Linked DNA regions of Homo sapiens: regions 1 and 2 are each linked to region 3. The links are chromatin contacts, found by Hi-C or POLR2A ChIA-PET in ENCODE. All regions are on one chromosome and are shown on one strand. The core of a region is the stretch at or near the end of the contact, and the rest is flanking DNA. Distances in the headings are between cores, read along the strand shown.

Evidence for each region. A loop is a pair of places that touch in the nucleus more often than their neighbours do. ChIA-PET counts read pairs that join two places held with the same protein, here RNA polymerase II (POLR2A). Pooled maps may share reads with other maps.
Region 1: a map with no recorded cell type shows a loop between it and region 3 (9-fold over the local background). The contact joins the promoter of CCDC152 here to the promoter of ZNF131 in region 3. A Hi-C loop is called at or near these places in 2 of 37 single-sample maps with no recorded cell type and 1 of 50 pooled maps. POLR2A ChIA-PET finds 5 or more read pairs at or near these places in 1 of 52 experiments (A549).
Region 2: a map of gastrocnemius medialis shows a loop between it and region 3 (5-fold over the local background). The contact joins the promoter of SELENOP here to the promoter of ZNF131 in region 3. A Hi-C loop is called at or near these places in 3 of 168 maps with a recorded cell type or tissue (HepG2, cardiac septum and gastrocnemius medialis) and 7 of 50 pooled maps. POLR2A ChIA-PET finds 5 or more read pairs at or near these places in 2 of 52 experiments (HEK293 and HepG2).

The regions. Positions count from the first base shown.
Region 1 is chr5:42,755,124-42,758,426 of GRCh38, reverse strand. It overlaps CCDC152 (coiled-coil domain containing 152), which reads right to left and starts at 1,609. Exons shown (of 9, transcript NM_001134848.2): 1 at 1,542-1,609. RefSeq lists enhancers at 553-1,052, 1,053-1,554.
Region 2 is chr5:42,810,446-42,813,900 of GRCh38, reverse strand. SELENOP (selenoprotein P) reads left to right here and starts at 2,009. Exons shown (of 5, transcript NM_005410.4): 1 at 2,009-2,065. RefSeq lists an enhancer at 1,285-1,850.
Region 3 is chr5:43,119,358-43,122,692 of GRCh38, reverse strand. ZNF131 (zinc finger protein 131) reads right to left here and starts at 1,779. Exons shown (of 7, transcript NM_001330707.2): 1 at 1,570-1,779; 2 at 516-654. The coding sequence starts at 639. RefSeq lists enhancers at 124-691, 692-1,260, 2,058-2,117 and silencers at 838-1,097, 1,528-1,877.

The DNA of each region.
Region 1 (3,303 bases), core at 360-2,859, 360 kb after region 3:
AAATACAAGTTTGAAATTCAGGGATGTTAGGTTGAGGAAAAAACATGAACCAATGTATGGTGTGTGAAAGCGGTAACTAGTCCAAAGTAAAATGTAAGTAAAATTCCTGATGTAGTTACTCAAAGCAATTTGGGGGCATATTATTGTTTAAAAGGAAGTTAACCAAAACAGATATTGCTTGACAATATGTTATTTCATCAAGATATCTCATTTTCTTCTTTTGAAATATTTTGCATTAGCAATTATTAATGGTTTTTAAATCTCAGATTTTTGGCTGTATATTTTGTTTCTTGAATTATTATCTCGAATTATTATCTTATGTATGACATATGCAAGCACAACTACATATAAAATCCCTTAAATAGTTAAAACTTGATCCTTACAGCAGAAAAATATTTGTTAATAGCCTCCCATGATACAGTAAAATTCCTTTTGGAGTAAAATTAAAAATAATTGCTGTTTGATAGTACTGTTATTCTTTAATAGTGCTACATAGTAATCTGAAGTAGTTAATGGAAACTCCCTCCACCCCCACCTTTTTTTTTTGGTACCTAACCTTTTAAATAAAAAAGGTTTTACTAGGGTTTTGTCTCAGAATCTGGCTCTTGAAATAAATGCATTTAAATTTGAGCTTGATTTTCTCTCAACTCCTTCCCCCAAAGAAGACCCTGTTATTTCCTTGTAAAACCATCACTAATATTCCATTTGCTATCGTTGCATGATATCCCTTTTGCCATAATGGCAGAGCCAGGCAATTCATTTCTAGGTATCTTCATTGCCTGCTCTTCTGATTTCTTAGGTCAAGATCCTTTCAGTGAATATGGTCTTGCCCTGTGAAATTCGGTGTCAAGCTGGTGATTCAGTGCTTGTCAAATTCCTTAGTGAGCCGCAGAGACTGATTTGTGACCTTCAAGGCTCAGCTTCAACCGTCCCCACAGGCAAGTGAAAGTCCCATTTCCTTCTTTGTCTTCTTGCCTGCTGGCTTCAACCATCCCCACAGGAGCGTGACAGTTCCGTTTCCTTTTGGGTCCTCCTGTCTGCTGGCTTGAGTCCCGGGGCTCGTCCTCTCCCCTACCCCACACAGTTGGTCCTTCGCCGCTCGCCTGCCCCACGCTCTGGTCCCTCCTCTTTCCTCCTCACCTCCCCTCAAGAATTCACTCTCAGTCCTGAAGCCTGGGTCCCCTGGCTCCCTCTCCGTCATCCTAGTGTCCTTAGGGACCTAGCAGAAATAAAGGATGGGGGCCGAGGACCCGCGGATGTGAGAGAAGTGCCTGAGACAAAAACCTGTATGGACCCAGAGCACTGTAAGGAGATAAGAAGAAAAGCATCTCTATGGAAAAAGCGGGAGTTTCGAATCGCTTTCTAGCGTCCTTAGCGGCCTAGCAAAAATAAAGGATGGGGGCCGAGGACCCGCGGATGTGAGAGAGGTGTCTGAAAAGAAAAGCCTGTAATGGACCCAGAGCACTGTAATGAAATATGAAGAAAGGAATCTCTATGGAGAAAGCGGGAATTTCGAACCGTCAATAGAATTTGGAGTGTACCTGCTGTTGCTCCTAGTTCCCCACAGTCTCCCTTTCCGCTGCCTCTGGGGCCTGGTACACCCCTGAATGCTGTCCCCTCCTCCGGAAGCCGAATCCCCCAACAATGGGCCCGCCTTTCTCTGGGCCCGCCCTGTGCGCTATGCTGGAGCTCCTACCACCAGCAGTTCTTACCAACTTGGCCCAGCTCCGCTCAGCATCTGCGGCTGCTTAGGTATTTTCATGTGGTTTCCAGAACATGAATCAACACCGGATCAATAATTGTTTCCCCAACCAAAGAATAAATCACATTGGGTGTTCTGAATTGTGAGTCAGCTCCATTGAATAAATAATTATCCATATCTATTTTTGTAACTTATAAAATTGCCTTTTAAAATTCCAGAGCCAGTTAATAGATATGGTTTCCCATCTACAGAGTTATATCTTGGTAGCTTAATGATTAAGGGCGTGGGCTCTTGCGTGGATTCAAACCCCAACTCTTCTCTTTTTCCGTGGGTGATAGTGGGTAAGTTCTTAATTTCATGCACCTAAGCATCTTCATCTGTATAAGAGATTAATTATAATGCCTGCCTCTGCCGGGCGCTGTGGCTCACGCCTGTAATCCCAGCACTTTGGGAGGCCGAGGGGGGTGGATCACCTGAGGTCAGGAGTTGGAGACCAGCCTGGCCAACATGGTGAAACCCCGTCTCTACTAAAAATACAAAAATTAGCCAGGCGTGGTGGCGGGCTCCTGTAATCTTACCTACTTGGGAGGCTGAGGCAGGAGAATTGCTGGAACCCGGGAGGCGGAGGTTGCAGTGAGCGGAGATCGCACCATTGCATTCCAGCCGAGACCCGCAGCAGCAAGACTCAGTCAAAAAAAAAAAAAAGAAGCCTGCCTCTTAGGACGGTTGTGATGATTAAATGAAGTGATGCATTTATAAGGTGCTTAATGGAGATCCTTGCTTAAAGTAAGTGTTCAGAAATGTTAATTATTAGAATTTTTGAATGTTGTTCAGTAATAGTTTGAAAGCGAATCCACTGCCAACTTTGCTCATCTGCTTTTTTTTTTTTTTCTGAGTGGGAGATGGGAGGTTTATTTTTGTTAATGTGATTTTTCGATAGACTCCAAAATTTGGCAAGTGAAAAAATATAAACAGTAATATGATAACCCATACTTTACTAGTTGAAAGGTAGTGTGGCATAATGGCAAGAAAATTAGGTTAAAGTGGAAAATGGGGGTTGTAGTCTTCACTCTGCTGCTCAAATAAGCTTTCCCTAACATTAGTAGCAACACATAGAAATATTGAAAATGACCTGCTGAATTGCGGGTTCTACCCAATTAGCAAATATAAAATGTTCCATGTAACTCATGTCATAATAACTTTTGAAACAAGCCCATTTTAAGACCCTAAATGCTAAAATGCTACCTTCTCCATGAGTCATTCACTGATCGTATCAATCAGTTGTGATCTACCTTTCCTTACTCTATGGAACATGCTAGCTTTCTGTGGCATTTGTTAAGACTGAATTGATGTATTACCTCTTTTGCTGTATTTATTATTGGCTCCTTGGGGGAAGAAACTCTATTTTCTTTATATATATATATATATATATATATATACACACACACACACACACACACACGCGCATGTATGTATGTATGTATGTATGTATGTATTAAGTTCCACCTAGGCCCATCCTAGGCAAATTTCAGGAGTCCTTTGAAAATATGTGGTGACTGGAATGTGTAAGGTGGAGAGGGAGCTCCCTAGATCCCCTGCCT
Region 2 (3,455 bases), core at 760-3,259, 310 kb after region 3:
CTCCAAGTGCCAGTTCTTTCCGGTGTTCAGCCACCGTGTTAATCCTCTGCAGGGGCCTGCTATGCGCTGCTCTGGCAAGGCATTCCACCGGGGCAATTTCCTACCCGGGAGCGTTCTTTGGATCGCGTCACTCAGGCTGACTGGAGTCCCCTGCAGGGACGCTCCACAGGACAGGCCTAAGCCGCCTAACGGGTTAGCTCTGCCGTCTATGTCTATCAGTTACCTCGTTTCCTGGTCAGGGAACCAAGAAATGTAGCAGGACGAGCTGCAGACAAAACCTTTCAGACACTGAGTTGTAGAAAGAAGGGCTTTATTCAGCTGGGAGCGTGGGCAAGCCACTGCCTTAAAATCCGAGCTCCCCGAGTGCACAATTTCTGTCCCTTTTAAAGGCTCACAATACTAAAGATTTCACATGTAAGGGTTGTGATTGATTGGAGCAAGCAAGGGGTACATGACAAGGGCTGCGTGCACCGGTGGTCAGAGAGAAACAGAACAGGGCAGGGAGTTTCACAGTGTTCTTCTGTACAATGTCTGGAATCTATGAATAACATCGGTTTCGAAGTTATGAATTGATTTTTAACTACTGGGTTTAGGCCAGGCAGGCCCAGGCCTGGTTTGGGCCTGGCACCGGGCTGCCTGTCTTTGATTTCACATCCTTGTTTTTTTTTTTCCTTAAAACAGGTACTGAGTATAAAACAATATGAGAGGGTCTCTCTCTTTCCTCAATATGACTACTTAAATTGGTCAAGGAAATGAACTACAGGGAGGAATATCTGCTTTGTACAAAGATTTTTTTAATGACACTCTTTAAAAAAATGATTATGTATATGTGCATTTTAACTGGATTCTCAAAGAGATATGGGACCCCAAAAGGCAAGTAACAACTGCTCAGGGCAAGTAAAGAGAACTTGGATTTCAAATGGTAACCTCCTAATTTGATAGGAAGTTTCTTGAAAGGAAGGATAACATCTGAGTCTCTTTGTAGTTCCTGCACCTTGTACAACAGTATTCAGCATACAGCAATCAGTGGGGGATTATTTGGAAAAAAATTAATTGATGAAAAAAGCAAGGCCTACTCGAAAACCATTGCTATCTAGGAATGACATCATTTGACATTGCTCCTTACCTCACCTACAGTGAGCATGCCAACTTACAAGCGTTACCAGAAAGAAAATACCCTCTTCTGAAATAGTAGGAATTAGCTATTTCATTTGTACATCTTGAAATTTCCACACTCTTTCCATGTCCAACTACTACCTTTAATTTTTATTTTTATGGTATTCACATTTGTAAAGATTTTATATTCGATCCTCAAAAAATTCTGGGGATGCATAGGTCTTCCAGGAAGTACGACTTCAGTGACAATAAAAATGAGGTCTGATTTCCCTCAGATAGGAAGTCTATTTTTCTATTTCCTTAAATTAACAAGAAAAGAGCAGTGGTCCTGTGAAATCCCATATGAATTCAAGTTATAAACATAGAACACAATCGACGTGTAAGTCTGTAACAACAGGAGACCAGAGTAACTTGTAACAGCAGGTGACTTTTCTAACAAAGGTCACACTGTGTGGGCTAAGCTAGCACCTCATCACTGCAAGAAGCAAAACAAAAGGAAAAAAAAGCTTCTCTCTCTCTTTTTTTTTTTTTTTTAAAGCAGCAGCATAATTCGCTGGCTCAGCAAATGTTTTTCCCTGTTATAGTTTGGGAAAGAAGGCAACTTGGAGGCCTTGTTTACCCTTAGCCCTTCCTCCCGCCCCCGACTGTACCATTAAATCCTAGATTCTAGGGTGACTGAAAAGGATAGGGAATAAATTAGTAATTGTCAAAATGTTTTCCCCATATTATGCATGGCAGCACTTGCTACTTTCTTTTAAGTTGATAACAATCAGCTCAGGGGTTTGCTCTGCTTGCAAGGTCACTGCAAGAATGAACATTGAACTTTGGACTATACCTGAGGGGTGAGGTAAACAACAGGACTATAAATATCAGAGTGTGCTGCTGTGGCTTTGTGGAGCTGCCAGAGTAAAGCAAAGAGAAAGGAAGCAGGCCCGTTGGAAGTGGTTGTGTAAGTAGGAACTTCGTGTTTTCTGATACTTTATTCTTTTAAAGTTTGGTAAATATTTTTTGAGTCTGATAAATTGTTTTTTTCCATAGAATAGATTCAGAAAACTGGTGGATAGAGGAAATAAAAATAATAAAAGAGAAAAAGAATAAGAAGAGTCTGAACTTAGGTGTGGTAGGTGAAGTTCCCAGTGCGCACATTTGTCAGTTCTTGATTTCTGCCCTGTCTTCTGCACAGCTGAGAGCAGAGGAAGCTGGAGAAATCCAAACCTTTTATTCTATAATCTGTTGTGATGTTACATAGGCAGTATTATATGTTCAAATTTAAATATTTTCCACTGAAGGGCAGAGTAAGAACAAACAGGGAAAAAACCCAGCCATTTGGATTTGAAGAGCAGACACTGAAATATGCTCATTCTAGTGTTGTAGAAATGTCCAGGGATATTGTGAGCAGTTTCAGAAGAAAAAGTGGTGGAATGGGGTACAGTAGGTTCAGTCCACAGTGCAGAAGTGGTCACCCTTAAAGAAGCTAAAACCCATGTCAACAATTAGGTGGTCTGTGATTAAATGCAAACTTTTGTATTTTAAATGGTGAATGAGAGCATTCAGGTGAATTAGGGGCTTTCAGATGCTGGCCTAAAGTTCAGAGGTGGAGGACAGAGAAAGTTTGTACATATCCTGCTTTTTAATGAGTAATTTTAAATAAATGTAGGTCTGAATGTGGCCATGAAATTTAAGTTTCGCAATTGAAAAGTGGTGACATAGTGAAATTTACAACTACTTTTCAATTCTTATTGGATCAGCTTCCAGGAAACCCAATTTTGTTATTTATCTTCATTATTTTTATATAGCTGTCTGACAACTATAATTATCAAAGGTTTACGGTGTAAGAAATAATTTTAAGAAAACAAAATTGAGCAGCCTGTTGATTATAATGACAGAAGAAATCCGAAAGTGTGAACTCTTAAGCTACAACTCTCTGCCAATGGGTTATTTTTTCATCATAAACCTAAATGAGGGAAATGAGTGAAACAGTCTTTTCATTTGTATTCACCATTCAGCTACTTGCAATATGTGCTCTGGGCTGGACGCGGTGGCTCACGCTTGTAATCCCAGCACTTTGGGAGGCCAAGGCAGGCGGATCACGAGGTGAGGAGTGTAAGACCAGCCTGGCCAACATGGTGAAACCCCGTCTCTACTAAAAATAAAAAAATTAGCAGGACGTGGTGGCGAGAGCCTGTAATCCCAGCTACTTGGGAGGGTGAGGTAGGAGAATTGCTTGAACCCGGGAGGCGAAGTTTGCAGTGAGCTGAGATTGCGCCATTGCACTCCAGCCTGGGTAACAGAGCAAGACTCCGTCTCAAAAAATAAATAAATAAATAAATAGATAAATA
Region 3 (3,335 bases), core at 530-3,029:
CACGCTGGATTTCCTTCCATTATAGAGGCAACTCCTAAGGCTGGTAAAGACCCCATTTTATTTTGGAGATTCTCAAAGGGGGTATGAGTGCTGCAATGGAATCTCTCATTCTCCCTTCAAGACCATTTGGGAAACTAGAAAAAAAATCAACACTTCCCAAATGACTCCTGTAAGGGACTTCTCAAAGCTTACCAACAAGAGGCTATCAACCAAACATTTTGAGACAATCTGTCCCCAACGACATCATCTTGCACTCAACAGGATGTAAGAAGTTAAAATGAGATGAACACCAGACTACGTGGAAGGCATGACTGACCAACCAGCCTTCTGCAGCACGCTGTGTGAGTGGACACTGACAAGTGCAATCTGGTCCCAGTGCACACACTCTGCAGACTTTGGTAGGGAGACCATAGAGGATGGGTTAAAAAAAAAAAAAAAAAAAAAAAGGCGGGTGTCCGAAGGACAGAAAAAAACTGAAGCCAAAAATTCGCTCCTCTGCCCACTGCCCTACCCACCGTCGACAATTAGGGTGATGTCAGTAAACCGGTCCTGCTCTCGCTGTTCATTCAATCGGTCGAGGATCATTTTATGATGTTCAGGGAACTCCTGAAGGCATTCCATCGTCTCTTCAGCCTCCATGGCCGTCGGGCTGCTCTACAAAAGAAGAGCATGATAATGTACACCCATGAGCTCGAGCCGAGGAACAAAACCCCTAAAGCATAAAACAACAACAAAAAAAACCAGCAACGTGAAAAGAAGGGGGGAGGGTGAAGCAAGAGGAGAGAAAGGCGAGGGAAGAAAGGCGAGCCGAGCGGCCCCGGAGCGTTGAGACCGGAGCCGCGGCCGCGGGACTCCGAGCCTGACCTAATTGGAGTCGGGAGACGCGAGCTAGAGCGGGGTGGGCACAGCGCCGGAGGTTCCGAGCGCCAGGGCGCGCAAGTCCAACAAGGGAGGGGACTCGACAGCCGTGGCGGTCCTCTAACGGCCCGCCAAGCCCTTCTGCCCGGCCGGGGCTCCCACCGCCCCGGGACCCGGTCCGGCCCGCGACCCACAACGACTCTCGGGTCGCCTCTCCCTCCCCCGCCCTCCCTCTTCTCCCCCGCCCCGACCGGGCCGGCACTCACTGAGGGAAGGAGGAGCGGCCCAGGCTTGCGCGTCACTTACGTCGACGCACACCGTCACCGCGTCGAGCTCCGGCTGACGCGGACGCCTTCCGGGCGCCGACCAGCAAGGGAACGGGCCACGCCCCTACCCACACCCCTCAGTGGATGGGCGGGGCCGAGCGCGGGGATTTGGCGCTCACGAAGGGCGAGGGCTTGCTCTCTGAGAAGAAACCGGGCAGCGGTGGGCTTGGGCTACTGCAGAGCCTGGCAGGGCCAGAAGCTGGGAACCTAAGTCATTGCCCTTCAACCTCTCACCCTCCCCAGCTTGACTCCAGGGGCGGACACTTCCCGACCCGAGCCCGGAATGAACTCGCCAACCGTCCTCACAGCCCAGCTACTGCGCGGCCCCTCCCGCCCCGTCCTGCCCCGCCCCCTTCCTTCCGAGACCTGGGTTGGCCCGCCTTACCTAGCTCGTGGGTCGCCCTCCTTCCTCTCCGTCCCTCAGAGCCTCTTGTTCCGTGCTTTCCCCTCCCAGGGCATAATGCGCCCCACGCCTTTCCTGACCCCTAACCCGTGGGTCGCCCTCCATTTTCTTCGTGAGAGCCGGGGCTCCCCTTCTGCTCGGGCCCCGCTGGCGCACGTGCGTTCGGTTGGGCACCCGGGCGGCCGCGGCCCCGGCAGCGGCAGCTACGGGCGCGAGCACGTTCGGGCCGCCCGGAATCTTCCTCCGCGAAGCGCGCCCTCCCCGCGCCCTGCCGCAGCACGTGCTTGCTGGGCTCAGGACCTGGAGCTGCTCAGAATTATTTACACCGGATCCCGTTAGTGCAGGCCTTCCCCACTCCTTTAAAGAGTCCAGGCCGGCGCGGTGGCTCATGCCTGTAATCCCAACACTTTGAGAGGCCTGGGCGGGTGGAGCACATGAGGTCAGGAGTTCGAAACCAGCCTGGGCAACATGGCGAAACCCCGTCTCTACTAAAAATACAAAAATTAGCCGGGAATGGTGGTGGGCGCCTGTAATCCCAGCTATTCGGGAGGCTGAGGCAGGAGAATAGCTTGAAGCGGGGAGGTGGAGGTTGTAGTGAGCTGAGGTAGTGCCACTGCATTCCAGCCTGGGCGACAGAGCGAGACAACGTCTCAAAAAAAAAAAAAAGTCCAGTGACCCACAGTCAGCTGCATGTGACTGCTTCCTTAATTCCTCCAAAGAAATATTATATATAAATACATTTTGAGGATAATTCTATAATTGAGATTTACTTATTTTTTTCTCTCAAAGAACTTGAGAATTGGGATTACGGAGGAACTCAAATAGCTATATGGTAATAATGTCATCATAACTTCAACAGATATGTATTGAGAATCCTAGTACTAGACACTGAGAAGTCCAGCTGTGAACAAGGTATATGTGGTTTCTGCCTTTCTGAATCTTAAGTCTAGTAGACTGCATAGATATTTTGAACAGTAATTGCCTAGGTGCTTGCTGATGAGTTTTGCAACACCTGAAGAACGAAGTAACTGGGTGTCAAGGAAAGCCAGTTGACCTGTAAGAAGAGATGTGGGCGGGCGCGGTGGCTCACGCTTGTAATCCCAGCACTTTGGGAGGCCGAGTTGGGGAGGAGGAGTTCAGCCCAGGAGTTTGAGGCCAGCCTGGGCACATAGCGAGACCCCATCTGTATTAAAACAAAAAATGTTTTTAAGTGATGTGAAGTCTAAGTGTTCTTAGCCAAAAGTATAGCACATGCAAAGGCACCAAGATTATAGCATTCAGGAAACTGAAACAATGTTGCTGGATAGACGCACAAGGGTGCCTTATAAAAAGTGTTGAAGATGTCAGATTTTCTTTTTGCAAGGGGAAGCCTTGCCGCATGGTGACATCCTAAGATGTACTTTTTAAAGAGATAATTCTAGCCCCAATATGGAGAACAGATTAAATGGGACAAGCTGCTAGGAATAGAGATCAACTGGGAGACTGTTAGTAATGTAGATGAAACCATGGGGGAAAATGGAATTAGAGAGCTGGTCAGAATCTAGAGATAGGCTGGGCGCAGTGGTTCAGGCCTGTAATCCCATCACTTTGGGAGGCCCAGTCGGGGAGGATCGCTGGAACCCAGGTGTTCAAGACCAGCCTGGGTGACATGGTGAAACATCGTCTCTACAAAATACAAAAAAATTAGTGATGGTGTGCACCTATTGTTTCAGCTACTTGGAAGACTGGGGTGGGAGGATCACTTGAGC